Regions from separate parts of the Homo sapiens genome. Here all the other regions are linked to region 2. Evidence: read pairs that join two places in POLR2A ChIA-PET (ENCODE). Cell type or tissue: OCI-LY7. All regions are shown on one strand. Links, peaks and the distances in the headings refer to the core of each region. The heading gives the core; the rest is flanking DNA.

Region 1 (7,612 bases), core at 2,544-5,043, 800 kb before region 2:
GGATTATGGGAACCACAATTCAAGATGAGATTTGGATGGGGACACAGCCAAACCATATCAAGCATTGAGATGTCTAAAAACTCCTCCGAGATGTTGATATAGTTTGGTTTTGTATCCCTGCCCAGATCTTATGTTGAATTGTAATCCCCAATGTCAGAGGAGGGGCCTGGTGGGAGGTTACTGGATCATGGGGGTGGATTTCTCCCTTGCTGTTCTTCTGATAGTGAGTTATCATGAGATCTCATTGTTTAAAAGGTGTAGCACCTCCCCTTGCACCCTCTTCCTCCTGCTCTGGCCATTTAAGACCTTCCTCTTTTCCTTCCTTTCTCTTTTCCTTCCTCCATGATTGTAAGTTTCCTGAGGCCTCCTCAGCCATGCTTCCTATACAGCCTGTGGAACCATGAGCCAATAAAACCTCTTTTCTTTATAAATTACCCAGCCTCAGGTAGTTCTTTATAGCAATGTGAAAATAGACTAATACAGATGGGAATCTGCAGCCAAAGATGAGAAGGCCTGCTCCAAGAGTGGTCCACCAGCATCCATATCATCTGACAGCCTAGCACATAAGCAGATTCTTGGCTTGTCCCAACTATGGAATGGGAATCTGCATTTCACCGAGATTCCCCAGTGATTGAAACTTTCAGGTTTGAGAACCCCACTGTGGGGTGCCAGTAAATACTCCCCAGTCCACACATTCCTATGTGCCTCTTTATTATGTACTCAAATACACTCACTTGTATGATAAAGAGCTACCCTTAGAGAACGCAGCTTAGTCAGGTGAGGGGCCACATCACAGAACACACCCACACCCAAGCGTTTTCACGCAGAGCACTTGGTGATTTAGAACAGCTCAGGGTATCTGGAGAGCTGTGCCATTCTGCCCCCAAGCAGGGCTGCTGTCACTCACTGACAGTACCCATGATTCGCATGTCATGATTCAGGGGCTCGAAAAGGAATGCCCCTCCCTGCAGTCTTCTTTAAAAAATGTATATTTTTTAATTTTTAGAAATAGTCTCACTCTGTCACCCTGGCTGGAGTGCAGTGGTGCTATCATAGCTCACTGTAGCCTTGACCTCCCAGGCTCAGGTGATCCTCCCACCTCAGCCTCCCAAGCTGCTGGGACTATAGGTATTCACCACCATGCCTGGCTAATTTTTAAATTTTTTAAATTATTTATTTATTTATATATTTATTTATTTGAGAGATGGAGTCTTGCTGTGTCACCCAGGCTGGAGTGCAGTGGCGTGATCTTGGCTCACTGCAACCTCTGCCTCCCCAGATTCAAGCCATTCTCCTGCCTCAGCTTCCCAAGTAGCTGGGACTACAGGTGTGCACCACCACGCCCAGCTAATTTTTGTGTTTTTTTTAGTAGAGACAGGGTTTCACTATATGTTGGCCAGGCTGGTCTCAAACTCCTGACCTCAGGTGGCCCGCCTGCCTTGGCCTCCTAAAGTGCTGGGATCACAGGCATGAGTCACAGTACCCAGCCTAATTTTAAATTTTTTATAGAGACAAGGTCTCACTATGTTGCTCAGGCTGGTCTCAAGCAACTGGCCTCAAGCTAGTGATCCTCCTACCTTGGTCTCCCAAAGTGGTTACAGGCATGAGCCACTGTGCCCAGCCTTGGTCTTCTTTAAATGGCTGTCAGAGGTCTGGAAAGCTGCTATAGCCCTTTAGCCTAAGGCTTTGGTGTTTGTGAAAGTACAATCCCAGAGTTAAGGAGAGTGCTTTGAACTGCTACTGGCCATGAATTATTCATGGAAAATTAAAGTTCCAGGTTCGAGGGAGAGCAGGCAGTGTGGAGGGCAGGGCGGGGCAATGGCAGGAGGAAGAAGCAGGTCTCCTACTTCTCTCTTCCTGAGGCCCAAACCTTCTGCTTAGAATAACTGAACAGCTGTGGAGCCAGTCCAAGGACTCTGGGTGGCCTTGCCCTGCCAAGCAGGATACCCTCTTTTGGCAGGTGCCACATCTGCCTGGCACCCCAGGTGGCTGCCCCATCAAATGGCACTAATGTCACAGGCATCTGGAGAGGTGCTGAGCTCCAAAAGCAGGGGCCTTAAGAAGAGGGAGGCCTTGCAACTGATTCTGCAATAAGGAGAGAACAAAGAGATGGCACGGCTGTGTGCTTCCCCTGAGCACTGGATAGAAATCACTGGCTTTGAATCCATCAAAGATAAGGTCAGGTCTCTATGGGTGCCAGCTGGGTGCCACTGAGGCCTAGATTAATAATAATCCTAATGTCAGCTGTGAAATCTATTGCCTCTATTTACTCCTGCAAACATGGGTAGAAAAACTAGACCTGATATCTTTTTATAAAATACGAACTCAGTCAAACATTTGTGTTAATTTCAGTAGAAAAGTTTAGAAACTGAATTGTGAAGGTGAATATTTTAAAATGCAGGAATGACAAACGTATCAACACTACAACTATTTAAATAGCCTAGTTCTGAGTAGCAATGACTTGATAAAGTGAGTATTTGCTGACACTCCTGAAGATAAACTCTATTGATCTTTAGTTCCAAAGTGCATTTTTTAAAAGATTGAACCTCTGTTACAAAGAGGTGAAATGCTGAAAGCTAGAATTCAAAAGACATAGTAAACTGAAGCTTAAGAATTAAACCGAAACCCAAAACTCTTTGACTAAATATTTGGAGAGCTCTTTATGTAAAAGAAATGGAAGGATCAGAAGACCTGGATTCAGGGCCCAGCGATGCCATGAAAAAAGTCAACCAATATTTATGAAGGATTTACTATAAGCCGGTGCTGCACCAGGGGTTGCCGAGGGCCGCTGGGGTCCTGGGAGGGCTCTGCTGGGCTGTCTGATGAGCACAGCAAGTCTTGAGCCCGTCTTGCCACCCATTCTGATCTGATCTGTTCTCCTGGCCCTTAAAGAGTCAGCTTTCTAAATGCAAGTCCCATCAAGAAACTCAGGCCCTCCCATACAGCACACAATCCATGAACCTTCTCTCTCCTTGCACGATCTTCCATGGAGCCTATGCTCAAAACACGGTGGCCTCCTTGGGTTTCCCTGAGCGGGCAATGCTGTTTTCTACTTCCAGGCATTTGCACGTGATATTTTCTCTGCTCGGGATTCCCTCTCCTGCTGTCTGCGCAGATAATCCTATCCTTTGAGGGCCAGTTCCAGCTTCTCTTGTGAAAACACTTTGCAAGCAGAGTTACTTGTTTCCTCCTTTGGGCTCTCACTGCGCCTGCCTTGTTTTATTTATCCAGCCACTAGATCTGTATTGTGCTTCTACTGGGGGCCAGCCCTGGGCTCTGAGCTGGGGACACAGCAGGAACTCAGACTTCTTCTCTGCTGGTGGTGTTTACAGGCCAGAGGGAAGACCCAGTACCGATGATGTCAGGAGGATTTGTTTCCAGATCTTCCTGCTGCTCCAGGGCAGTGACCACGGCCTATCCACTTTCAAGTCCCCATCATCCAGCAGAGAGTCTAGCACATAGGAGATGCCCAAGATGGAGGACTGCCATGCTCCCGCACCTCCACCCTGCCTGGGAATCACAGCCACAGGCCCTCAAGTGCTGCAACGCTGTCCACCAGGCAGGCCACTCTTGTGCCTATAGCCCCTCACTTGCAGAGGACACCTTTCCAAGGTGCTCTGTGGATCTGACTCTTTCAAAACTTATCCACAAGCTGCTGCTGATCCAGAGCCAACCTCGCATGGCCAGGTAGCACCCCCAAAAAGGGCCGGCTGAGAAGGCCAGCTGTGTACCTCAGGGAGCCCCGCTGTTCTTTCTTCCACACAATGCATCCAACAGCTGCCTAGGCCCATGGCTTTCAGACACACTTGCATCCAGGGCAGATGGGAACAAGGGGGCTTGAAACCCAGGGCTTCACATACCAACCTTGGCACAAAGAAACTTTTTCTTCAGTGTTCTAGCCTGAGGCCAGTGGCCAATCATGAAGTCTTTCTCTCATCTGGAGATCACAAACACCTGTGGCCTGTGTCATGTGGCACAAAGAGAGAAGCAGAGGGAGGGTTCCTGCTCTACTCAATTTTTCTGGTTTTGGGTTTTTTTTTTTTTTTTTGTATTTTTGGTTTCCTTTGGTTGTTGGTAACAGTTGTGCCTCTGCCTCTTTGGGCTGCTCTTTGTGGCTTAAATACAGCAATTGAAAAAGGAATAATAGGCATTTGCAATAGCTAGTGGGTCAAACACTAGAATTTTGGGGGGAAAACCTCTAGCAGTTAGGCAAGTGTATATGAGTCAGTATATTTATTTATTTATTTATTTTTTGAGATGGAGTTTTGCTCTTGTCACCTAGGCTGGAGTGCAATGGCGCGATCTCGGCTCACTGCAACCTCTGCCTCCTGGGTTCAAGCAATTCTCCTGCCTCAGCCTCCCGAGAAGCTGGGACTACAAGCTCCTGCCACAACACCCAGCTAATTTTTTTGTATTTTTAGTAGAGACGGGGTTTTGCCATGTTGGCCAGGCTGGTCTCGAACTCCTGACCTTAGGTGATCCACCCGCCTCGGCCTCCCATAGTGCTGGGATTACAGCCATGAGCCACCGTGCCCATCCCAAGTCAGTATTTTTCAAGGAGATTTTTATACACAAGCATTTTGAAAGAGTATGTAAAATGGTCTCTTCCTTCATATAGTCCCCCAACCAATTGGTGGACGTTGCTGGCATGGAGACAGAAATAATAACAGCACTTACATCTAGTGTTACCCTTGCAACCAGCCTGTGGGCAAAAATTAGGGGAGCTGGGGATGAAGAAATTGGGGCTGTGCGGCATGTGGGCTCAAGGATGGGAAGCTGCCCGTTGACAATTGTTTCACACAGAATTCCTGGACTTGCTGGAGGCCTTCTATCAGCTGTTTAACTTCTGCCTGTGACTTCAAGTAAGTCATCTTTTCTTCCTGAGGGAATAGCAGAGCACTTCCATCCTGATAGATCCATTTGTCTCCCATCAGATTTATTCCTGCCCCAAATTCAGGGATCAAATATCTATGTGTTACCATATAAAGTAACTGGACTCTGCTTTCTTACAATGCAAAAGGAAAAATCCCAAATTATAAAAGATGTAGAGTAAGATTCTTTCCTACCATTGCAGCTGTAGTGGTAGTGCCCTAACTGCCCTTGGGCTGGGGAAGGAACAAAGGGCCTAGTCACTATGCTGGCACCTCCAGCACACCACAGCCACCAGAGAGGAGTCCCGTCTCTTCCCTGTGAGCCCCCATGCCCCACTCTTCAACAAGTAGAGTCCCTGGCTCAGGCCAGCAGTGCAGCCTCCCTGCCCCAGTGTTCACTCCCATCCAGACCAGTAGCTCAGCAGTTCTCTGAGGTGCAGCTCCTAGAGGCAACCGAGATCTCCTCGGCCACTGCCATTGCAAGGGTGCTGCCTTGCTGCCCTTGGACTGGGAAAGGAACAAAGACCCTGAGTGCTTCAACCATACTGCCAGCAAGCTGCAGTTGCCCTAAGGAGAAGAGGCCAGGCTGTCTCCCCTGGGACCCACCCACCCACCCTGCTCATCACTGGAAAGGGTCCCCTCCACTTAGGTCCACAGCACAGCTGCCCCATCCCAGGCCAATCGCAATGATTGATCATGGCTCTGCATCTCTTGGTGGGTGGAGCCCCACAACAGAAGTGAAAGGCCCTCTGCTACAACCACTGCTAAGGGCCCTTCCTCTGCTGCCTCCAAGCTGAGGACAGAATATAAAGCCTGAGCTTACCCCAGAGCTGCAGTGGGCATCCTGGGAGTGCCAAGCCGAGATCTGCAGCCAGCACCTAAGTGGGAGAGGAGCCTACACCTCAGAACACTGAGAGGGCACACAGCTGAAAATGTGTGGAAACGCCAAGGAGCTGCATGGCTGAGGAAGAGCCTACCTGCTGGCCCTTACGTTTAAGTGCCATCTACTGTATCAAAGCCCAAAACTTCAACACCAAAAACAAACAAAACAAAAAAAGCAGAACAATAACAACAAAACAAACGAACCAACAAAAAAAAAAACACCTTTGGTAATATACTCCCCATGCGAAACCAAGGACAATAATTAACTATAAATAAAGACCTTGCAAAAAGCCTTGGTCCTCTGAAAACATCCAGAAAAGTCTACTGACTGTACTCAACTTACATCACAGTTAAAGGACCACCAGCCCACACAGATGAGAAAGAGCCAGCCCAAGAACTCTGGCAACTCAAATAGCCAGAGTGTCTTCTTTCCAAACAATTGCATTAGTTCCCCAGCAAGGGTTCTTAACCAGGCTGAAATGGCTGAAAGACAGAAATAGAATTCAGAGTATGGATAGCAAAAAAGATGATTGAGATTTAGGAGAAAGTTGAAACCCAATCCAAGGGATCTAAGAATTGCAATAAAATGATACAGAAGCTGACAGATGAAACAGTCATTATAAAAAAGGACCAAACTGATCTGAAAAAGATAAAAAACGTACTATAAGAATTTCATAATGAAATCACAAGTATTAACAGCAGAACATACCAAGCAGAAGAAGGAATCTCACAGCTTAAAGACTGGCTCTGAAATAACTCAGTTAGACGAAAATAAAGTAAAAAGAATGAATAAAACCTCTGAGAAATATGGGCTTATGTAAAGAGACCAAATCAGCGACTCATTGGTGTTCCTGAAAGAGACAGGGAAAAAGTAAGCAACTTGGAAAACTATTTCAGGATATTACACATGAAAACTTCCTCAACCTTGCTAGAGAGGCTGACATTCAAGTTCGGGAAATGAAGAGAACTCCTGCAAAATAATACACAAGAAGAATATCCCCAAGACACATAATCATCAGATTCTCCAAGATGAAAATGAGAGAAACAATGTTAAAGAAATGTAGAGAGAAGAGGCAGTTCACTTACAAAGGGAGCCCTATCAGGCTAACAGCAGATCTTTCAGCAGAAGCCCTAAAAGCCAGAAGAGATCAGGCTATATTCAGCATTCTTAAAGAAAAGAATTTCCAACCAAGAATTTCATATCCGGCCAAACTAAGCTTCATAAATGAGGGATAAGTAAGATCTTTTTCAAAGCAAATGTTGAGGAATTCCTTGCCACCAGACCTACCTTAAAAGAGGTCCTGAAAAGAGCACTAAATATGGAAAGGAAGGACCATTACCAGCCACTACAAAAACACACTCAAGTACACAGACTGGTGACTCTATAAAGCAACCACACAAACAAGCCTGCATAATAACCAGCTAACAATGTGATGACAAGATCAAATCCGCACATATCAATACTAACTTTGAATGTAAATAGGAAATGACCCAATTAAAAGGCACAGGGTGGGCTGGGCATGGTGGCTCACACCTGTAATCCCAGCACTTTGGGAGGCCCAGGTGGGCAGATCACTTGAGGCCAGGAGTTTGAGACCAGCCTGGCCAACATGGAGAAAGCCCAAATCTACTAAAAATACAAAAAATTAGCCAGGCATGGTGGCGTGTGCCTGTAGTTCCAGCTACTCAGGAGGTTGAGGTGGGTGAATCACTTGAACCTGGGAGCCAGAGGTTGCACTGAACTGAGACTGTGCCACTGCACTCCAGCCTGGGTGACAGTGCAAGACCCTGTTTAAAAAGAAAAAAAAAATGTCACAGAATGGCAACCTGGATAAAGAAGCAAGACCCAATGACCCAAT
Region 2 (7,612 bases), core at 2,338-4,837:
CCTCCCTGTGTTATCTGTCCGTGTTCCGTTTGAATCCAATTTCCTTGCATTACCTCTGCCCAGGTCAGGGATGAATGGCCGTCAAATTCCCAGTGGAATAAAAAGAAAAACCCTTTTCTTCCTGAGGCAGCAAGTTTCAATTCACAGAGCACATGGCTAATCTACATATGTGAAGGTCACGGCACTTCAGTCAAAGAGGTTAAGAATGGAACAGCTCACGTAAGGGGTTGTCTTAAACATCTTGGCATGATGCCCAACAAGTGAGACTGTTGAAAAGCAATAGATAGCTCTGGCAGCAGCAAGGGGAAAAATATTTTGATCATGTGATGCCATACACATTACCTCGTTTATTTCATGTGTGAAAGTTTGAGAGTCCCTGAAAAATACCACATATGCAAATCAAATCCAGATTTCAGCTTTACCAGTTTAGCCATGCTAGTACACCTTCCTCTTCATAAAATACATTTATATGGAATTTGTGGATGCACCAAGAATAAAACTTCAACATATTGACAGCCAGCTGGCTCAAATATCTTAACAGCTGATTACAACTTCTTTGCATTAGTTTTTCCATGAAGCATGAAACTACTTAGACTGGGAAAGGGTATTTAGACTAAAAAAGCATATTCTTTTAAGTTATCCAAATATAACTGTCTTAAATAAAATTCATCTTCTCCATCTTTCTCTATTCTTCTCTTTCTCACTAATAATATAGCAATATGGAAAATTACAGAAACTTAATGCATAATAAAAGATAAAACACAAAACTGCTTACCTTTCAATTTCCCTCTTCAGTAATTAATTGTAGAATAAAACACTGGTGCTTCTAAGTGCTTGTGTCTCCGACCAATATCAGAGTGGAGGAGGAAGGACAGAGTCTTGCCATATACAATAGACATGGGTGAAAGAGGAAAAGTCAGGATTGCAGAGGGCATGTCTCTGCCTCCTGTATGCATGGCGCCTTCCTGAAATGCGTTCTGCATCAGCCAATTCAGGTTAAAGGCAGTTGGCACTAAGATGGGGGGAAAGGGATGATTTCCACACCCAGCAAAGTCATAAAAAGTATGACTGTAATTTTTAAAATTTTCCAACAGTCAACAATAATAAATACTTGTTTAATACATGAAGAAAATAAAGTAGAAGCAAAAGATCCATTTTACCAATTTGGAAATTGTCTGCCAGACACCCATTTCCTTCAACTCAAAATTCAGATTGCTTATGAGGCCAGAGTTATTGTCTGTATTTCTAATTAAATGGAATACTAAGTAAAATTTAAACACCCCACAAACTATCTTAATTAATTTAATCACCACTGTTTACTCAGTAATCTAAGGACATCACTCTATGCTCAACAATTAATACAATGTTTAACAATTTACAAATATTTTCTGGATATCTACTTCTGTGGTACAGTGCCCCTACACCAACGTCACTAAATGTTTACTGATGGTAGGAAAATTAAATTCTTCAATTATAAATCTTCTGAATTTATTTCCTCACCAGTTAAAAATATGACTGCTTAAAAAACAGGCAAACTACAGTAAACATTTTAGAATTGCTCAATAACTTACTTTTCCTAACACTGGACAAGGTAAAAACATATCAGGAAATTTGAAAACTGCCATGGTATGGATTAGAACTAAGCTTCAAATATAAACCTATTTGCTCTGAAAGACCGATAGGCTGCTAAGTAACTTGTTAAATTAACTAATAGAGAATTGCCTCTAACTCATTTTAATTCCTTATTCATGAGAAAATACAATCCTTTGTTACTCTATTAAAAGGTCCTTTTCATTGCCAAGCAGCATACACGTTTCTTATAAAGTTTAGTCCTCATGAAAATTCCATGAGTTAAGTATCCTTTCCCATTCTTTGACAAATGAGGAAACCACACAGCACAGAGAAGCGAAGTGACTTGCCTGAGGTCACACAGCTAGTAAATGCATAATCTTCCAGTGCTCTCTAACCTGCCAGCTTTTGGCTCTAGCCCTTGCCCCAAGCCCCATGCCTCTTTACCTTCACTGTTTGTTTCTCATTAACCAAGTCTTAGCTCATCAGACCTCCTTTGCTGTAGGAGCCTTCCTGCCTCAACTCCACCCCAACCTAATCTATATAAAGTGACCCTCTAACATCAAAACTTCTTTCACAAAATCCTTTACACCTTACTGTGTAGCATGTTTACTTGTCCTTAATTCCTGCATTGTCCATTTGTGGAGGTCACCAAAGAATCCCATCACCCAGCATGATGCCTGGCACACAGTGAGCTCTTCACAAACATGTGCCTTCTGCCCACATTATTGCTGTGATGACACGAATCTATAGTTCCAAAGCCCTGACGCACACAGTTCAATACAGTGAAGTAAATGAACTGAGTATTAAATCCTTCATGTTACTGATGTGAAGGCTTTTCTTTAGCAGAAAAATCACCATATGAATGACACCCAATACAAAATCCAAATTAGGATCACTTTCTCATCAACGTCACAGCACCAAAGAACAATCTCCAAGTACACTGACCTTCCACATAGAATAGCAAATACTGACCAAACGGATTTCCTTGCAACTGATATTGGAAATGAATAATACATTCGTTAGGAAAGTTTCAGCTTGGATACATCATTTACTCCATAAATACTTCTTAGATGGTGCACTTTGAGGAATATAGTCTTTTTGCATAAGAACTACAGAAGAAAACTGTAGCCATTCACTTTAATTTCCACTTTGTAAAACACCAGGAGTCTATGATAATACACCTGGGAAAATTAAGGATCATATGTCATCTTTACTCTGTGTATCTTAAGCACCAAGTGGTGCTCAGTAAGTATTTGTTCATAATAGAATTACATTTTGTCCCTGATAGTTTTATAAATCTCAGCATTTAAAAAAAATTGCTCTTTATATATTTGAGGGAGGACCCCGGTACTCTTAGATTTGACATTCCTGTTTTGACTATTTAAGAGCAGCCCTAACCCTCCATGCATAGTAAATTATAATTTTGCTAAGGATCAAGTCTAAATCATATATTCAGTGAAGATGAAGCAAACACAGAAGCAAGTTACTTAGCTAATGAGAGACCAAAGTCTAGCACCCAAAATCTCCAAGAAGCCTACTTTTAAATTTTTGCAACTTCGTTCCTTTGCAAAAAGTAATTCTCCTAAAAAGCCAGTCATTTTTTGCAGATCATCAAAGTGGGAAGGTTTAGGAAGTATAACAGAGGAATGATTGTTGGCCAGAGAAGAGACCACTAATTAATATTAGGGATGGGATATTGAATGGGGTAGCAGCTTGGGGCCAATGGCATCAGCCGTAGGCTCTGTGGGTAAACCAAAACCAATTTATACAACTGCTGAGCAAGAGTCCCAATCAGTACAAAACCACATTCTGTAAGGGAAACTACAGTGGAATGCAAAAATCTATGTATTTGCACAGGTCTCAGTTTATATTCACAGAATATGTCTGGGATCTAGTGTGGTTTAATAAGCTGTTCAGCGGTGCATAGCTGATTAGGCACTATTTGTTTAAAAATTCAAAGCAGCACAGATTTTTGGAGCTGGGAGGGGCTGAGCATCACCTAATTGATGCCAGCAAGGGCTTGTCCTGAGTCAGCCACACCCCGAAGTACAGCAGGACCAGGCAGAGAATGAGAAAACAAGCCCCACATGGGAAGGCAGGTAGGCAGAGAAGAGAGGGGCCACATACAGATGCCACAGATAGACATCCATGACCTCAGTGAAGGTTTTCAACAACCCTGCCCAGCAGCCAACATTCCAGGTAAGGAAACTGACCCCCTGCTGGAGTGCAGAGAAAATGGGTGCTGAGGCCTCCAAATGAGCTAAGGTCTGACCAGCTCCAAGCCCATGATCTTACCATTGTGTCAGGATGCCTCATCATAGAAGCTTATTCGCTCACAAATCCTCAGAATCACCAAAATAAACTAATACACAGCAAACATGCCAGTCCCCTCGGAATTATGTCTGCTTCTTCAGAAAGATACTTGCTCAGCAGTAGCAATGTTCCACATTCCTATTTCCAAGGTCATTTATAATTCATTAGTTAGAGTGAATTTATTATAAAATATACCAGTGGTAACAGAAAATTTAAAGGGCATTAAAATGGGTGTGTAGCTTGATATATGGTCACTGAATCTTAAAAGGTGGTTCTCAAGATTTCACAAATTAGACGCCAGCTTCTAAATGAATTTTAGAATTAACAATCATTTCAATATAAGGCTATGAAATATGGTGAGTGGTTTAACTTCTAAGATGCTCATCACAAAAAGAAACAGTAGATACTAAGAATTCTGGAACTGCCTCCACTAATCATCAATGCCTCGCTTTCTGAAAGGTTTATTTCAGGACCCAGAAGCAGTAGCTGAATTTACTCCTCAGCCAGCATACATTATCTAAACAGTTACCAAAAATACCCCAGCAATCCAAGTATCTTCCTAAATCTGAACAGACTGTTTTAACTTTTTTTCCAAGAATCTATGTAATGTAGAAAACTGAGAAAAAGAAAAAGGACCATTCTATATAAATTTGAAAGTGATTATATTTTCCTTCTTTTAGTTATTATTCTCGGTAGTGAATCTATATTTCGCTCTGGCACAAAGCCAGTAACTGATTGGTAGAAATGGAAAAGAGTCACTAGATCACATCAACTATATCACAACAACCTACAATTGTTGTTGACCAGATTTTGTTTTGCCAAAATATACTGCCCCACCGGAAAAAAAAAAAAAAAAAGCAGGCCAAATAGACTGCTGACCCACATGGTTGCTATCTGCAATTTGTTTAAATGAGCCAGTTCTAAGTCAATGATGTCAGCAATACCACGATCCAGGTATGGAGGGAGCAAGCGTTAGCAGTATCTCTGCATGATCCGCACACCAACAGCAGCAATCCCCAGACCCCAGCTATTGTCTGTCTCTGGCACAGGGCTGATTAAGAAAGTGGGAGCTCAATAAATATTTGCCAATTGACTGTCTGGAGTAGATATTTATCTAACATATACCTCACTGCATACACAAATGCTAAATGTTTACACCTTAAAGAAATAACTATTGCTTCCCAGTACAAGCTCTTAAGTAACAGTTCATTTCCTCTCTGTGGAAGCTGGTGTTAAAGTACATAACTGATCTTACAAAGATGTGACTACCTATCAGCATCAGCAGCAATTCCAGTACAATTCCAATACCTTACACAAACCAAAGACGCCTGTTCATGAGACTAGGCAGGATCTAGAAGTCTCCCTTCACAGCTGCCTTTAAAATGTAATTCTAAAAGGTCAATCATCTTAATTTAGTAATTTTTCCACATACAAAGAATTTCTGAAGTTTTGCAGAGGACTAAAAAGTAAAAACATGAGGGGGAGGCACAAATTTGGTGGCAGAGAACACTATGGAAAAGGACATGGCACCACCTAGACTCTGGGTTTGCTCTGGGTTGGTAGGGGTGAGATGCCCAGAAACTTCAAACACAGAAAGAATAGAAAAAAATATCACTATAAATGATTTTCACTAATAGTGGGAAAATAAAATTAATAATTTTTAAGAGACTACAAATGCAAAAGGTGAGGGAAGAAAAGCAAGGGAAAAGTGAGAATGGTAACAGTTCATTTCCACACCCTATTATCTAACCAAGTCCCAGGTTTCTCTCAACAAATACCCTCAACCTTTAAACTTTAGAAAGGTTCCAAAAAGCTGCTTTTCAAAATTTTAATAACATAACTGGCAGTGAAACTACTAACCTTTGTAATACACATCTCCAAAGAGATCCTCAAACTCTATGAGGATTACCCCAAAGTTAGAATTGAGAGGAAGTAATGTACTAATAAAAAACAAAAACAAACAAACAAAAAAACCATTAGCATCCTGATGGAATGTCTGCGGAAGAATTTACTCACAAACTATGAAGTGATAAGATTAATGGTTACAAAAACAAGATTATTTTACTTACAATACACATTAGCAGCTAACAATTTTAAAAGAAAGAGAAAAATATTTTTATTTCAGTTTGAGAAGGAAAAGTTCTGGGGATAGATGATGATGGTGACAGCCACACAACAATGACAATGTACTTAATGCCACTGGAATGTATGCCTAAAAATGGTTCAAATGGTAAGTTGTATGTTATGTACGTATAGCTTACCTCTATTTAAAAAAAAAACCATATATTTAATTTTTTAGCATCCCATTACAAAAAAAGAAAAAATGTAGCATTATGGTCCAGGATTTCTTCTGGATTTCATCAAATATGGCTTCCCTTCCAGAGTCACCTGATAAGGAATGGCTTCTGGTCTAGTTCTCCAGCTCATCATTCATCAAGGCCCAGGAAGACACTGAGAAGTGCACCTTACAGAAGATGGTCAACAGAGGGTGAATCTCCTCCAGATTCTGCTGCCATCTACCTGATTTTAATAATGGAAATAAGAGTAGCTATTCATAAACCAGATAGGCTTAAGATTTTAGGGCTTTAGTCTGGTGCCTGGTAATAAATCTCATCCAAGAAACAAGTTAATTTCATCATTAGTTCATCTGTCAAACTCAGTAGCCTTCTAATATTCTTGGCATTGATCCATACAGATGTGGGTTTGAAAACTGCCTACTGGATCCTATTTAAGTAAGTAAATCTTGCCTGGCAGGATGGTTCACATCTGTAATCCCAGCACTTTGGGAGGCCGAGGAGGGTGGATCACTTGAGGTCAGGAGTTCGAGACCAGCCTGGGCAACATGGCGAAACCCCATCTCTACGAAAAATACAAAAATTAGCCAGGTGTGATGGCGTGCACCTGTAGTCCCAGCTGCTTGCGGGGCTGAGGCAGGAGAATCACTTGAATCTGGGAGGTCAAGGCCACAGTGAGCCAAGATCGCGCCACTGCACTCCAACCTGGGTGGCAAAGTGAGACCCTGTCTCAAAAAGAAAAACAAATAACTAAATGTAAGGAAAGAATTTTCTTAGAATTACTCCAAGTCAAAGATTTTGAAAATAGAACATATTTAGTGAAAACTTACAGTGGAAACACATATTCTACTCTGAAAAAATTCACTCACTCAAAGTGAATTGCTAATTAAAACTATATAGTATATGTCTATCATTCCATTCATTCAGATGTCAGTATAAGGAAAAACAAATGAATACTTAGGACACTCAGGTAATGACTGATACCTAAGTCATTTTATCTTTACCAAATTTCCTGAAGAAAAAGTTGCTAAAGTACACCAAGTTTTTAGATCAGAATTAATTCACTCAATTACCCAATTAAACCAAAAGGGCCATTGAGTCTCATTCAAATAGCCTCCAAGCTAGAGAAAAGATATTTATAATAGTTCTACATCTATGATACAGAAATATATTCTTGGTAGAGGAACAGTTTTGCCTGGTGCCTCTCCCGGACACGACAGGGAACAGGGTTTGGGATTCCTCAGCCTCAAGCAAGCACACACAGCAAGCGTGCGGCACTACTTTACATATCCACAGAGAACCTGCAAAAACCTCCCTCCCATTCAGGAAAGGGCACCTCCGAAAAGGCATGCAACCAAAACCACCCAATCCCAAAAAGGCCTAAGAGGTGGATACGGCCCCTTGAGTAATAACAGCAGTGTAAAATGTCATAA
Region 3 (7,612 bases), core at 3,007-5,506, 220 kb before region 2:
GAGCACTACTGTCTCTGTAGCTGATGGCTGCTTCAGTTCAGTAACCAGTGGGCTTCCTTCTCCTAAACCCTATATGAAGAATATCTTAAAGGCCAAGCACAGAGGAATGACTGGTATTTACAAAGAAGCCGATTATTTTATTATATGAAGGGTTGGCCTAAAAGCTAACCCAGTGAATTATTGACCTTCTTCGAGATTGTCTGTAACTAAACTATATTCTTAAAGGAAGCCCAAACATCTTAACACTGGAGGCAGTTGGCAGTAGTTGGGAAGGTGGGTGTGCTAGCGTCAAACTGAAACCTGCCAGCTCCCAGCACCACCACCCATTACAAACTGTGAGAGCTCAGACAAGTCACTGTCAGGATGACCAGTGAAGGACCCATGCTGTCATCTGAGCGCCGCCCCCCTCCCCCGCCGATCCCGTACCCAGAGGTCTCTTCTACAGAGAGATGGGTATCAATACTGCTAAGTGAGCCATGCTTGGTAAGGCCTCCCACCACCTCCCACCCAACTCAAAGTCACATTTGCCTAAAATCCTTCCAACTAATAGGGAATGCAGTAATGAAAAATCGCAATCACAGTGATTAGGTGTCCAAGTCAGAGAATGATGTCTGAGTTAAGCTGAAGAGATCAGGGTGCAAATCCATGTTTTTTAACCCCCTAAATGGACTCTGAACCGGAGCCTTTGAAGACAGAAGATAACAGTAACTTTGGAATGAGGGAATGGCTTTCAATAATACTTAGCAGCATGGAGGTTAAAAGGGAAAGATTACAGGAGGTCCCTAGAGTAGTCAAATTCAGAGAGACAAAAAGTAAAATGGGGTAGCCATGGCTGAGGGAATGAAGAGTTAGTGTTTACTGAGTACAGAATTTCAGTCTGGAATGATGAAAAGACTTCTGGAGATGGATGGATGGTGGTGACGGCTACACAGCAATGTGAATGTACTTAATGCCACTGAAATATGTGTGCTTAAAAATCGTTGAAATGGTAAACTTTATGTTATGTATATTTTACCACAACAAAAAAGGGGGAAGGAAAGGGAAGGAAGGAGGAAGAGAGGGAAAGTAAGAAAAGGAAAAACAAATCTATGCATCTCTGTAATAGCACTTATTTGCCGAATTTAAATGTTTTGATGAAGCTCTTTGCTTAATTTAAACTTTAAAAAGTTTTTAAAACTTAGGGCTTCCTAGGCTGGGCGCAGTGGCTCACGCCTGCAATCCCAGCACTTTGGGAGGCCGAGGTGGGCGGATCCCGAGGTCAGGAGATCGAGACCATCCTGGCTAACACGGTGAAACCCCGTCTCTACTAAAAAATACACAAAATTAGCCGGGCATGGTGGAGGATGCCTGTAGTCCCAGTTACTTGGGAGGCTGAGGCAGGAGACCCCAGCCTGGGTGACAGAGTGAGACTCTGTCTTGGGGAAAAAAAAAAAAAAAAACAACTTAGGGCTTCCTTAACTATTGCTGCAAAAATTCCTATGGAACTTCAAAAACACTGATGTTCCACAAATTTTTCTTTGCAATTATCTTCTTACAACAACTCTCTGACTCATTTCTTATAATTCTCTACTTTCTATTTTAATATTTCAAATTCTAGTGCTCATCCTTCCCGCTGTGTCTATGTGTGCACGTGCAAATCTGTAACAGAAGCTAAATGGTTCGCTTTAAATTAACAAAACATTGCCAAAATATGTAGAAAACATTAATGTATTTAAAGAAGAGCTTTAGAGTGCCTAAAATCGTTGACCCTAGTCTGGCAGCAATTTTCAATACTTATTAAACAATTAAAGAGCAGAAAAGAATAACATTTTGGGATTCTTTCTCTTCATTATGAAAGTAATATAAGTACAAATACAGAAAACTTAGAAAACTAGGGGAAATTCCTGAATTTAAATTTAACATTAAAAAGCATTTTTCTACCTTCCTGAAAGTTTTAGTAACAATTATCTTTAGTCTCAAAGAATTTCCATTTGAAGGCATGTGCGGGAATTCATTAAATTACGTCCCTTCCATGAGTCCTTCAGGGGTGTTTCCAATTTTTCAGTTGCCTAAATAAGATACCAAGGAATGCCTTTATACACACAGTTCTCCCATGTCCCCAACATTTTGGATTATTTCCTTAGGAAAGATTCTCAAAAGCAGAATTACAAAGTTAAAGGATGGGACCATATCATGGTGCCTGATAAACTTTGCGTGTCTGTGTGTGTGTGTGTACACACATGTGCCTAGAATACACAGCATTTTTTCTTTAGCAAACTGATAACATTTCCATTTAAGGAAGAGTAATTTAGGATTACTTCCACGTGAAAAAAGACAAAAAATTTCTGGTAAGTAAACTTTCTTGTGAATAAAGTCTCCTTTTTCCATTCTGAAATAAAAATATTCAATTTAGAAATTGCAGCTGTGTGCTGAAAGCTTCTTCACAAAAAATGATAACAGTGCAGGCTCCTCTCTGGTCTATGAAAACACTACATACTGCTCTGAGTATCTGCAGCAAAGTAAAGTATCTCTTCCTTCTGATTACACATTTCTTGTTGACATCATTCCAATGATAAAAAACCTAAAGAAGTTTCCTAATGGTTAATAACTGAAATAAATTAAAACTGTGTGTTTACTGGTAACTAGGTTAGTTATTAAAAACGTTCTCCTAGGCATATGCAAATGATGGCTGCTTAACTGGTACTGCTCTCTAATGACATCTCTATACTGTAGTGATATTTTATAAAACAATATAATTTCAACCTTATGCTACAATTCTTTGAATATAATTTCTCTCTTCAGAATGGCCATTTTGTTGCCCCAGGAGGGAGGTGGGGGAGGACCTAACACAGTATTCCACATGCACCATGTCACATCAGGTTACTCTTATCACCAGTATTTCCATAAAATGGCTTGCAATACACTGAAGCTCTGATATAACATTATCAATCAACAGATTGTGTGAAACTGCCCATCAATGACAGAGCTCAGAGATGGTTCCAGATGGTCTCTAGATCTTAGTTCCCTGAGGTAAGAATATGTGCTGTCTGTTTCCCTAACAGTGAGATCAGATAGCACTGAACTTCCACGGAATACCAAGGGCAAAGGAGTCTATCTTGCCTGGATCTCTCAATGGGGGGTGTTGTGGGGTGGCAAGAATAAGAAGGGGAATAGAAGGAAGGGCAAGGGAAGACAGAGAGAAAAGAGGGAGAAAACGTGAATATATAAAAGCCTCTTAAAATAGCAATGTCGCTATGGCATACATTTCCAAAGCATAAGAAACAAAGTCAAAAGCTATTAATGGAAAGCGACCCCAGAGAGTTTTAAGTTCAGGGAGTTAGGAGGTAGCTGAGGAGACAGAATATGGTGAAAAAGGTAGAAATGCAGGCCAAACTTCTAAAAAGCATTTTTAAAAGATCTGAAGTTATTTTGTTAGTTTATGAACTTAAAATGCATTATGTTAAATTCCTCTGCTCATAAACTTTACGGTATTGGGATGTGGTGAGTAGAACGGAGATCGGGGAGGAACTGCCATTGCTCCTTTCAAAGTTCATGAACAAATCACTAACAGAAGTCCTGTGGAGAAAGAAGTTTTACCAATTCGGTTTTCTTACTTGCCTACTCTGGGCTTTTCATCTTTAGCTACAACTTAACTATTCTCCTTGGCAACCCAGTAAGTATTGTCATTTTAGGTAAAAATAAATCTTTTGTGTTAGAAATGCCACTACATAAGGGCCTGGCACGGTGACTCACGCCTGTAATCCCAGCACTTTGGGAGGCTGAGGCAGGCAGATCACAAGGTCAGGAGTTCGAGAACAGCCCGGCCAATATGGTGAAACCCCATCTCTACTAAAAATACAAAAACATTAGCTAGGCATGGTGGCCCATGCCTGTAATCCCAGCTACTCAGGAGGCTGAGGCAGGACAACTGCTTGAACCCAGGAGGTGAAGGTAGCAATGAGCCAAGATCCCACCACTGAATTCCAGCCTGGGCGACAGAGCGAGACTCCATCTCTCCAAACAACAACAACAACAACAACAACAACAACAACAAAAAACAGCCTGGCCAACATGGTGAAACCCCGTCTCTACTAAAAATACAAAAAATTAGCCAGGCGTGGTGGTGCACACCTGTAGTCCTAGCTACTCAGGAGTCTGAGACAGGAGAATCTCTTGAATCCGGGAGGTGGAGGTTGCAGTGAGTCGGGATTACGCCACTGTACTCCAGCCTGGACAACAGAGCAAGGCTCATCTCAAAAAAAAAAAAAAAAAAAAAAAAAAAAAAAAAAGAAAAAAGAAGAAGAAAAAGAAAAAAGAAATGCCACTACATGTGAAAAGTACACACACAAGAACTAGAGAACCAATTAAATTCTTTCTAACATTCACTGCTGAAAAGTGACATAATTATAAGCAATATGGTACAAAGTGTGTACTTTCCCAACACCCTCCCCTAACACCGGCAATAAAATCACTCCAGCCTCAAGGGAAGCGCAAGTGGTGAACACAGCCAAGTCCAAGTGCACGGCTGTTCCGAACACATTTCTAAATTTAAGGTAACTATCATTTTGGGGGGAGTTCTTATAAAAGAGACCAACTTTACCTTCTGAATTACAATGTATGTTTTAAAATTTCAAAATCTGTGAAATGAAATTAATATTTAATCTCCTTCCATGGCCCCAGTGTTCTTCGAGCCTTTTTCTCAAGAAATTACACTTCGGAAAATCAAGCAAAATTATGGTATTTTATCACTTAGATCTCTAACATGTGTTCACAGGAAGAACAAAATGGCTTCATTTAACATTTCAGGGCTGCAAAATGATTTCACTTGCTAAACACTTAGCAAACATATAATTTACAAGGCAGTATTAGAGTTCAAGTTCTTTTTTGGCCTATATTTAATTTCCCAAATTTAAGACATTTCCATGGAAAACATCGTAGCATGTGCCCTAATGTTAATCAGTAGCTCTTGGATTTTAAACAGATAAAAGGCAGAGATAAAAGGCTCACACCTGTAATCCTAGGGTTTCGGGAGAACGAGAGGATTGCTTGAGGTCAGGAGTTCGAGACCAGCCTGGGCAATATAGCCAGACCTCATCTCTACAAAAAAAATTTGTGGTGGTATTGTTTTTTGTTTTTATTTGTGTTTGTTTGTTTTGACACAGGGTTTTACTCTGCTGGCATGCACCACCACACCGGGCTAATTTTTGTCCTTTTTGTAGAGATGGGATTTCACCATGTTGTCCAGGCTGGTCTTGAACTCCTGGGCTCAAGCGATCCTCTTGCCTCGCCTTGAACTCTCGGCCAAAGTGAAAAAAAAAAATTTTTTTTTAATTATCCAGGAACAGTCATGCGCACCTATAGTCATAGCTACTTGGGAGGCTGAGGCAGGAGGACTGTTTCAGCCAAGGAGGTCGAGGCTACAGCAAGCTATGATGGTGCTACTGCACCCCAGCCTGGGTGACAGAGCAAGACCCTAACTCTTAAAAAATAAATAAATAAGAAGACTCGATGTTACTTAATTTAGCTGCCATTAACACTTCACTGTAAGTAGTCCATTCCCTTTTGAGGATGAAACAAAAAATGACCTTGCTCCTTTTCCCATGTACCCTTCTCCAGGCAGATAAGCCCAGTCAGAAAACCAGGTATCTCCCTGACTCCCTTGCCTTTACAGCCATACATTACAAGGCCTGTGGATCTTCTTGCTTTTCTTCACCTCTACTGTCACTGCCTAAATCTAGACCACAATAATCTCAATCACAAATGTCTATAATTTCTCCTCTGGCAGAGCCCCCATGTAAGGCTGTCCGGGATGTACAGTACGAGGTAGGGGCCAGGCATTCACATGATGCTCCCTCACCCTCTGCAGTACCCAACCTCCATGGCTGTGTTGTCCATACACAAAATCCTCCAAGAGCATCCTTAGCTCCAGTCTGGTCCCTTCCAATCCATTCTCCACATGGCAGTCAGGAAGATCTTTCTGAAATTCAAGTGTACTCAGATCATGTCCCAGGCGAAAATAAAATCTCTTTCCAATGGCTTCCTCTTGCTCTTAGGATCAAGGCTAACCTCCTCACAGGAGCTTCAAAGCCCCTCTGTGATGGGGCCCCAGCCTTTACACTCCCCACCATCCTCCCGGCCTCCCACTTCCTACACTTCTTTCCCTAATGGATGCTGCTTTCCTTGGAATTCCTGGAATACACCATGCTCTGGCATGTTTCTGGTCTCAGCTGTCTCCTCTGCCTACAGTCCTCTTCTCATTCTCATGCCTGGCTACTGTCCTTCAAGTCTAAGATGTCACTGAGATGTCTTCTTACTTAAGAAAAGATTAACACTGTTTTCTACATAATCCTGTCTATCAATTTGCATTTTACCTGCAAGATGTTCTCTCCCACTAAATTATAAAGTAACATGAGGGCAGGTCTGTTTCCTGTTCATTACTGCAGCTTCACTTATAACACAGCAGATGCTCAACAAAAATGGGCTGAATGAAAGATCAAATTAACAGTTTCAGGCAGACTAAATTAAAATACTCCAGCAACTATTTAGCAATTCTAAGAAATTATTTTAATGTTTTTAAGGCATTTCCCAAGGACAAATGTATCACAACCATAAAATAGATCATAAAATAGAATGAGGAGGCCTCAGGAACTTGGAAAATGCAATGCAGTGGCTACACAGTTAAGTTTGTTTCCTTTGTATAAATGCAAAGCAGGTTTGTGTATTACAAGTGTCAACTTTGTATAAGAATAAATTTAACATATGGAAATTTTTAGTCCTCTCACAGATTTAGAAGGCTTTTAGAATCCACAGGTTAAAGGAGAAGCCTCCAAACTAAAACAGTAAGCAGAGAGTAAAGATAACATAAAGATAACTTTGGGAGAAATTCTTTTCAAAATTGGAGGTATAGAGATGTGCAAAATGAACACAAAATGATAAAGTTTAAAAAATACCATGTTTAACTTTCAAAGTTAAACATTTATCTCAAGATATCAAGTTGTATCATAATTATGAAATCTATTTCTCATCCCGACTTGGCAATCAGGAAACAGGAGGAACTTTTCTAAGTTCTAGTTACTAAATTAAAGCGAATATTTATTTCTACCATACTTTGCAATTGAGAAAGCAATTTGAAATATACTATCCCAGCTAATATACAGCAACCCAATGTCACAGGCAGAGCAGGAGCTGTGTGGACACATTTTCATTCACTGCACGCCTTCTCAATAATACGAGGCACCTCTGGAAACGAGCAGCGTGGGGAGCCCTCGCCGCCTGCTGTTGGTAAGGTGTGCGACCTATCGCCAAAACTCAGTCCATCTCTCCTCCGGCCGAATTCCTGGGGGATTCCAGGAGACCACCATCTCCCCTTTGCCACCTGCCATAGGCTCCACCTTCTCAGAATCTAAAAGCTGAAGTAATGAGTCAATCGGCCAAGGGCAAGGAGGGGGACAACTGCATCTTAAATGCTTATAAGCCCAGGAATACAAAAACTTCCACTTTCTCATTTTGTTTTCTGTTTTTGTCAATATAAATAAAAACCCACATATAGCTCAGATGTAGTACTGCGTAATATATCAAACAAGGTCCCCTGGCATTTTAAATGCTCAATAACAAATGTCTGCTGCATTCTTTT
Region 4 (7,612 bases), core at 3,339-5,838, 510 kb after region 2:
GTGAACGTCAGAGAAGACGAAATGAGTCTTAAGCATAGTGTGAAGGATTTAGGCTAGATAATAAGAAAAGTTATTAACTACCTTAGTAGGTTCGAGAGAGTCTAAGAAATCTCCTTCTCTGAAAGTCTTTAAAAATGATAGAGATTTTCCTATCAAGGAAGGATTAAGTGTGGGCCTGCCTAATGTAGAAGAATAAACAAAATAGCCTGCCAGAGTCTCAGCCAGCACTCAGATTCTATGATTCTATATATATTAGAGAGCACATAAAATGCATGTAAAATTGATTTTTATTTTACATTTTCCTTTGAGAAACAAAGAAAAATAGATAGTGACATTTTTAAGGCTCAAGTTTAATTTTCAGACGGTTGTGGAACAACATGTTGCTATGGGGTTGGGTGGTAACGTCAGAGGGAGGCACTGGGCTGTGACAAAGTTGACTCTCATTATTTTTCCAAATTATATTCTTGTTGCTTTTCCCCGAAACTTTAAAATAGGTTCATTTAGTTGAGTAAATGTCTAAGCTGGGATTTTAAGCCCCATTTGTATTTCAAGGGATTATACCAAATTACCTGGTTTGCAACGCTACAAGTAACTTCCGGCCCTTGCCTCTTCAAGCCTGTTCTGTTGATCATTCTTAATTGTTAACAGCATTTCGTTCAAAACTCTTTGTATTTTCTCTGGTGCTTTTCCTCTCCTGCACATTCCTGTGAATGGTGTATTCTTTGTAAATACAGTCTGTGGAGAACATCCCTTCCTAGGCAAATTGGCAGCTCAGGGAATAGTTGGGTGCTTACAATGTCATTGAAAGTCGCACAAATCAATTGGCAAAAATTATTTTCTGTGATTATCTTGTTTTTGCAGTTACATTTTTAATTTTGACAGTTTAAGTGTGTTTAGGGTTCACGATAGTTAAAGGCCACGCAGAATGTGGGGCAGGTCACTGCTGAGATTCCTACTGCTTGGCTAATAAGGTTTTCTTTGGACTTTTGGTGTCATTTAATCTCATTAACATTGAAGAGAGATACTTTAGAACAAAACAATTGAACAAATATTTATTGGGTGCCTGTGATGTGCAAGGTATATAAAGGGTAGAGTGAGGCATAAAAATTAGGAGCCCTTGCTTTCAAGATCCTCACTAATTAACAAAAACTAGGTAGTAATAAAATAAGGATACAGACCACATAGAAAATGTACCATAAAGTGGGACATGATTAATTGACAACAGATTATACAGGTGAAGAGTACTCGATTTTGGAGAGAGAACTGCAGGCTGTATTAGGATCCTTTCATTCATGACATCTGAGTTGGTCTCAAAGATGTTGATTAAACAGAAAACGGGCCTTCCAGAATGGTGAAATAATGTGCGTAAATACAGAATAGGAGAAAGCAAAAGGTATATTTAGGAGCCATTAAATACAATTTGGTTGAAAGGGAGACTTTGAGCAGGAGAATAGTGGAAAAAGTTTGGAGACCAGTTCTCAATTAATATCAAGTGGATTCATTTTCTATTGCTGTGGAACAAAGTACCACAAATTTAACAGCCGAAAACAATACCCATTTATCATCTCATAGGTCTGTAGATCAAAAATCTGGGTAGACACAACTGGGTCCCCTGTTTAGGGTCTCACAGGACCAAAATCAAGGGGTTTGGAATTAACCTGGAGGTTCTGGAAAAAAATTCCCTTCTAAGCTCATCCAGATTGTTGTCAGAATTCAGGTCCTTTTGATTGTAGAATTGAAGTCTTTATTTTCTTGCCTGCTGTTGGCCAAGGGACACTCTCAGCTCCCAGTGCACACACTGAAGTCCTTATGCATGGTTCTCTTATCTCCGCAACAGAGGACTTCATTCATGTTGAATCCCATGTAACTCTTTGAATCTCTGCCTTCCTCTTCTGCCACCAGCTGGTGAAAACTCTCTGCTTGTAAAGTTCTCATATGATTAGCTGAGGCTCTCTCAGATAACCTTTCCTTTGATTAATTCAAGGTCAGCTGATTAGTGACCTTAATTACATTTACACAATGTCTTTTGCCATGCAATAGAACATAATCATGGGCAAAAGGGACACAAAGAGACAAAAATTATGGGAGTCAGCTGAGTACTCTGCCTACCAAACCAAGCCTATCAAATGATGCCACCACGTCCTTTCACGTTGCCTAAGAGCTCAAACCTCAGGAAGTGTGTGTACGATAAAGTAACTAGTTTAAATAGTGGTAGAAATGTGGTAGAATTTGGCACTTTTATTAACTCTTTTATTTTCAACCAAATATCCTTTTCATAGAGAAAAAACAATGAACCTTTAAGGGAAGTTCTTAGATATTCTTCTATTCATCTTTCAAGGTTATAAGCATGTGAAAGGCTTTCTTATGCCTCTAAAGACTTTGGCAGTGTTACTGACTTGACCTAGAGGAGAGGACAAACTTGAAAGAGTAAGAAAAATTCCCCTGAGGGTGTGTATACTATTCATAAATCCTTTTTTCTTTCCCTGGCCCAAATATCCTTATATTTACTACATTTTTTAAAGAGTCATGTCATTCCACAAAAAGTACAAAATCCTATTTCAAGGCATAGACAGTAGTAGAGTTGGTGTTGGAATTTAGTTAAGAAAAAAATAACTCTAAATGTTTATAACTAAAATTTACCATGCTAATGGTATTCTCCAGTCCAACATGCTTGCAACATGTTGAATCATTCAGGGAAGAAATAGCGTTTATTTCTATCTCTCTCACTGAGCCATTGCATCCAATCTGAAATTTGACAGTTATCTGAGTGGGCAGCAGAAAAAGGGAAGGCTGAGTGTATAATGCAGAAAATAGTGTCTTGTACAGTATCATCAGAATGAGTTGCTGATGCAGTGTAGCCAGTTACATGCAAACAGGTTAAATACTGCCAGTCAGCACATTCCTAGCACCCCTAGCAGCTTTGGGCAGAGCAGGGAGCAAGATGTTGCTGAGTGTTTGAAAATGTTTCTTCTTCTTAGACTATGAAAGAAGCTCTGTCCCTTCACTGGATGCTTGACTTCATTTAGGAAGAGTGTTAAGACCTTTCTCATAATCTATGAATCCTATGCTAATGGATGAATGCAAATATTGTTATCACCTTCCATTGACAGAGGACTACATTGTTACAATGGAGAAAAGTGTTAATCCTTTTGTAATTAATGCATTATTGAGGTCAGCACATGTCAAGGATGTAGTTGGATTTTGGTAAATTAACTTTGAAGTCCTTTTCTTAATTCTCATTTTTCCTTTATCTTAAAAAGTAACCATTGCATATAACTTTGTACTTTTTCTTTTACCAATGATATAAGACTTAGTTTTTATGTTGAAATGAAACCAAACCAGACAAAAGGTGAATAGGAAGGGCACATGGCTCTTACTATCCTACTCTCTTAACTCAACACAAAGGAAAATTCAGCATAGAGAAATTACTTTGACCTTGTAGTAAAGAATAACCATTGGTTAAATGACTTCTAGGTTTCATTCCTGGAAAGTAACTAGTTCTTATTAAATTGTATCTATTATGATTACTATTAATATCATTTTGACATACATATATAAGAAGATGGCCAGACATTTCACGTACTGAAGCAGAAGTGCGAACAATCACTATGTCTTAAGTTCAGCAGGGCTAGAGTGATGGGATGGAGTGTTCAGGAGTGATTTCCTGAAAGAGGTGGGTTTCAGTCAGTGCTTTCCTGAGTGGTTTCTTAAAAAAAAAAAAAGCCCCTAGTTTGTTATGATTCACACGGTCCTGGGGTCAAATATGTTTAGCTACCACAAGCCAGAAAGATTCAAAAGGTTTCTTCACTGTGTGACTTCTCAGAGCCTTCTGTGACAATTACATAATAACTCTCCAAAAGGAAGAGTCCATATGTGGTGATTCCAAAGCATATTTGATCTTTTTTTGTTCGTCCATGGAGCTCCCATGGCTGGAGTGGTGGAGCAAACTCTGGGAAAAGTGAGGTAAGATCCTGCCTTGAAGGATGGGTGGGAGGCCTCATGTAGTCGATGGAAATGGGGCAAGAGTTGTGTATTATAAGCAGAGGCTTTGGAAGGAGCAAACGCAGAAGTGTGGTGAGCCATGGGAGACCAGCTAAAGGGGTGGTCTGGGGACAAACTGGGAGGAAAGGATGATTTTGAAGAAACAGGAAATGAATGGAGGTGGTTGGATTTTTTGTAGTTGTTGTCTTGACAGCATTTTTTAAAAGACAGATTAATCTGTCAACATGGTCCAGAGTGGTCTGGATAGGCAGAGCCTGTAGGCAGGAAAACTCATCAGGAGTCTTTTGTGTTTGTCCAAGCATGGTGTTACCAGGTCCTCCCCAACCTTGTTTCTCTATTACGATCTCTCAGCCGATGATTGTGTGGTCCCTGCTGTGCTTGGGCTCCATGTTGTCAAGTGTGCAGCGTCATCCCGAGGACCCGGCATTTGTACCAGGTCTCCAAGGCAACACCTTTCTTAACGTCTGGATGTGCCTCATAACACTTCTGTTTGTCTGTCTTTGGCTCTACATTGTTTCTTTTTATTTTATTTTATTTATTTTTTTAATTTTACTTTAAGTTCCGGGATACATGTGCAGAGTGTTCAGGTTTGTTACATAACTATACATGTGCCATAGTGGTTTGCTGTACCTATCAAGCCATCATCTAGGTTTTAAGCCCCGCATACATTAGATATTTGTCCTAATGCTCTCCCTCCCCTTACCCTCCACACTGTTTCTTAAAAGAACATGTTATTATAACCTGGAGACATTCACTGTTAAGTGCAGCTTCCTTCATGGTTGGCTGATCTAAAACCTGCACAGACCCCAGCCCTTTATGGTGCGTTTCATGTTTGCATGTCTGTCATCTGAAATGCCTCGTAGACTATGTTGGCAACTAGCCAAGCTGAGCATTAAAAAGGGGATGGCCTACCAGCCATCATAGCCTTTCCCCTTTGAGTTATCGAGGAAACAAAACCAGAGTTGTTTCAGTATGAACGACAGTTAAAAAGATAACTAAGGAAAGTGCTGGTCAATCACAGTTTACAGTTGGTGCAGAGCCCAGCTTGGAAGGACTCAAGGACAGAGTCCTGATCTCCATGGGAGGAACAATTGTGCTTTTGTGGAATCTTCTCTCTGTTCTTGATGCTTCTTTCTTCTCTGCATTCTTATATTATGGGGATTAGGAAGTCCAGCCTGGTGAATAATGCTGTATAATCTCCCTGTCTTCTCCCTTACCTCTTAATTCATTTTGACCTTGACTTGGAAGATATCCTTCTACCATGCAGGAATTGTCAGCCACAGTTTTACACTCTTTGATCACTTCGCTATTTGGAGTGTGAGTTGTTTTTTAAAAAATATACAAAGAATAACTTCTTTATGTTTTTTTGTTTTCCTTTTTTTTTTTTTTTTTGCTTAACATGTGAGAGGTGAAATAAAGGAGCTCCTGATAAGTATAGAGATTAGGAAACAAGACAAAACAAAGCAACAACAAAGTCTACACACCTCATAGCCAACAGCTGCCCAATTAATGTCATGTGCATTTACAGCAGAAGTGGTCAGTGACAGCACAGTGGAAGGCAGTTCAGGTCACAAATGCAGAACAGGAAATATATTTTCATCTTGTTATTTATGACCCAGCCTTAAAGGAAAACAGATGGTACTACTTTCAGAGCTGTTTTGCTCTTGTTTCAAATGGCTAATTCAAATCAAACACAGATTCTATTCTTAGTCAAGGCAGCTGCTGCATTGTCTGAGCTGGGCTGTTTTTTTACCAACAACACCCCTTCCTCTGACAGAATGGCCAGAGAAGACCACAGCAACATCACTGTCACTATCACCCAGTAGTCCTAAGAGAACCGCATTTGTCGGCAGCAGCACAAAGCCTATTGCTGGCTGACACCATTTAGGATAAACTGTGGTTGGATTTTGAGTAGAATCTGGAACCACCACTCCCTTCCCTCTTGCATTTGATTATTTCCCTTTGAAAGCAATGATTTATTCCAATTTTAGAGTACAGTGACCTTTCAGGGACCCTTAGGGTGGCGAAGATTGCAAAGATGGGAAGAGAAGTCAAAAGGGGCTAAGAGAGGAAATGGAATGTGAGAGATGTTCTCATAACACAGAGAAGACAGCAGACACTACTTAGGTTCTCTCTCCCAGGATAGCCATATTGTCCTGCTGATTTTCTTTAGTCAAAGGCTCTATTTATGAGACTCACTAATAAGACTTTAAAGAGTAACTTCTTGCATTTTTAAAAATCAATATTTGAAAACAAAGTAATATATGTTCATAATTCAACAACAACAACACTTTCCATCTATTCATTTCTCCACTCTACGTGGAGTCCCTGGGTTTAGCCCTCCCACTGGACACCCACTCCCTACCCTTCTATGCCCAGAAGCAATCACTTCAAATTTTTCTAGCTGTTAACTTCAGGTGGTGACCTCCATATTTCTAAGAAATGTGCTTATAGTGTTGAGTATTTAGTTTGAGTCAATATCTCTTACATTTCTTTAATGGTAGTTGAGGATTTAGCTTGTCTACAACTCTTCCCGTGACTAACTCATTCATTCAATTGAATTATATTTTCAGTTAATTATCTGACAGTTTTTATGTTTTTATGAGTAGGTAAATTATTTTTATTGTCAAGCCATGTCATGTATTATTAGATTTCATTTCTTGTACAACTTTTTGTTTTTCCTGAAGTTAATAATTATACAATTTTTTATTTGCTTATTTTTATGTATGTCTTTAAACTTTTTTTGAGATCAAAACTTGTCAAATGCTTTGTAAAGTCTTTCAAATAATCAAACACATCTAAGTATCTGTTTGCACTCTCCCTCCCTCTTTTCACTCTTCTTTCTCCTGAAAGCCTCCTAACCCTTGTTTCTCTTTCCACCTACTCTGATCTGTTTGTTGGCTAAGTCTTTTGAATAAGGCTTACTCTAGAACTTTCCATTACTTTTCCTGTGTTGGCTCACTTTCTAAGATTCCATGTCCTGTGATAGGATCTTAAACACAAATATGAGGGAATTCAAGTTTTTGATCCCTTTTATTCCTGAAACTCATGTTTATTTACCCTCACATTATACAAACATAGTTCAATATGGTAGAGAAAATGAGAAACAAAGTGTATTAGTCCATTTTCATGCTGCTGATAGAGACATACCTGAGACTGGGAAGAAAAAGAGGTTTAATGGACTTACAGTTCCACATGCTGGGGAGGCCTCACAATCATGGCGGAAAGCAAGGAGGAGCAAGTCACATCTTACATGGATGGCAGCAGGCAAAGAGAAAGCTTGTGCAGGGAAACTCCTGTTTTTAAAACCATCAGATTTCAGGAGACTCATTCACTATCATGAGAACAGCACAGGGAAGAACCACCCCCATAATTCAATCACCTCCCACCAGATCCCTCCCACAACATGCGGGAATTGTGGGAGCTACAATTCAAGATGAGATTTGAGTGGGGACACAGATGAATGATATCACCAAGATTGGTGAACTTTGAGACACATTCTACCAATGGAAACTCTTCAAAATGAAATATATGCCTAAATGTAGAACTCAAAACTGTAACAATTCTGGAGGAAAACAGGTGGAAATCTTTGTGATCTTGAGTTAGTCAA

The links. Peaks named below come from ENCODE experiments on the same cell type or tissue, not always from the same donor. Only the 100,000 strongest peaks of a DNase experiment are listed, where the experiment ranks them.
Region 1: POLR2A ChIA-PET joins it to region 2 with 5 read pairs; 1 of 35 experiments calls an interaction of 5 or more read pairs at or near these places.
Region 3: POLR2A ChIA-PET joins it to region 2 with 6 read pairs; 4 of 35 experiments call an interaction of 5 or more read pairs at or near these places.
Region 4: POLR2A ChIA-PET joins it to region 2 with 11 read pairs; 1 of 35 experiments calls an interaction of 5 or more read pairs at or near these places.

The regions. Positions count from the first base shown.
Region 1 is chr6:157,581,850-157,589,461 of GRCh38, reverse strand. The region is part of intron 2 of ZDHHC14 (zDHHC palmitoyltransferase 14); the gene reads right to left. Among named protein-coding and RNA genes, the nearest start is that of MIR3692, 57 kb to the right of the region's middle. In OCI-LY7, for the core only: no CTCF peak of the experiment used is centred there; a DNase peak (open chromatin) is centred at 3,951.
Region 2 is chr6:156,784,077-156,791,688 of GRCh38, reverse strand. All of the region lies in intron 1 of ARID1B (AT-rich interaction domain 1B), which reads right to left. Among named protein-coding and RNA genes, the nearest start is that of MIR4466, 8.2 kb to the right of the region's middle. In OCI-LY7, for the core only: no CTCF peak of the experiment used is centred there; a DNase peak (open chromatin) is centred at 3,520; H3K4me3 peaks cover 835 bases.
Region 3 is chr6:157,001,554-157,009,165 of GRCh38, reverse strand. The region is part of intron 4 of ARID1B (AT-rich interaction domain 1B); the gene reads right to left. Among named protein-coding and RNA genes, the nearest start is that of MIR4466, 230 kb to the right of the region's middle. In OCI-LY7, for the core only: no CTCF peak of the experiment used is centred there; no DNase peak of the experiment used is centred there.
Region 4 is chr6:156,277,568-156,285,179 of GRCh38, reverse strand. All of the region lies in intron 2 of LOC101928923 (a long non-coding RNA gene), which reads left to right. Among named protein-coding and RNA genes, the nearest start is that of SNORD28B, 97 kb to the left of the region's middle. In OCI-LY7, for the core only: no CTCF peak of the experiment used is centred there; DNase peaks (open chromatin) are centred at 4,109, 4,399, 4,859 and 5,679; H3K4me3 peaks cover 1,638 bases; H3K27ac peaks cover 2,500 bases.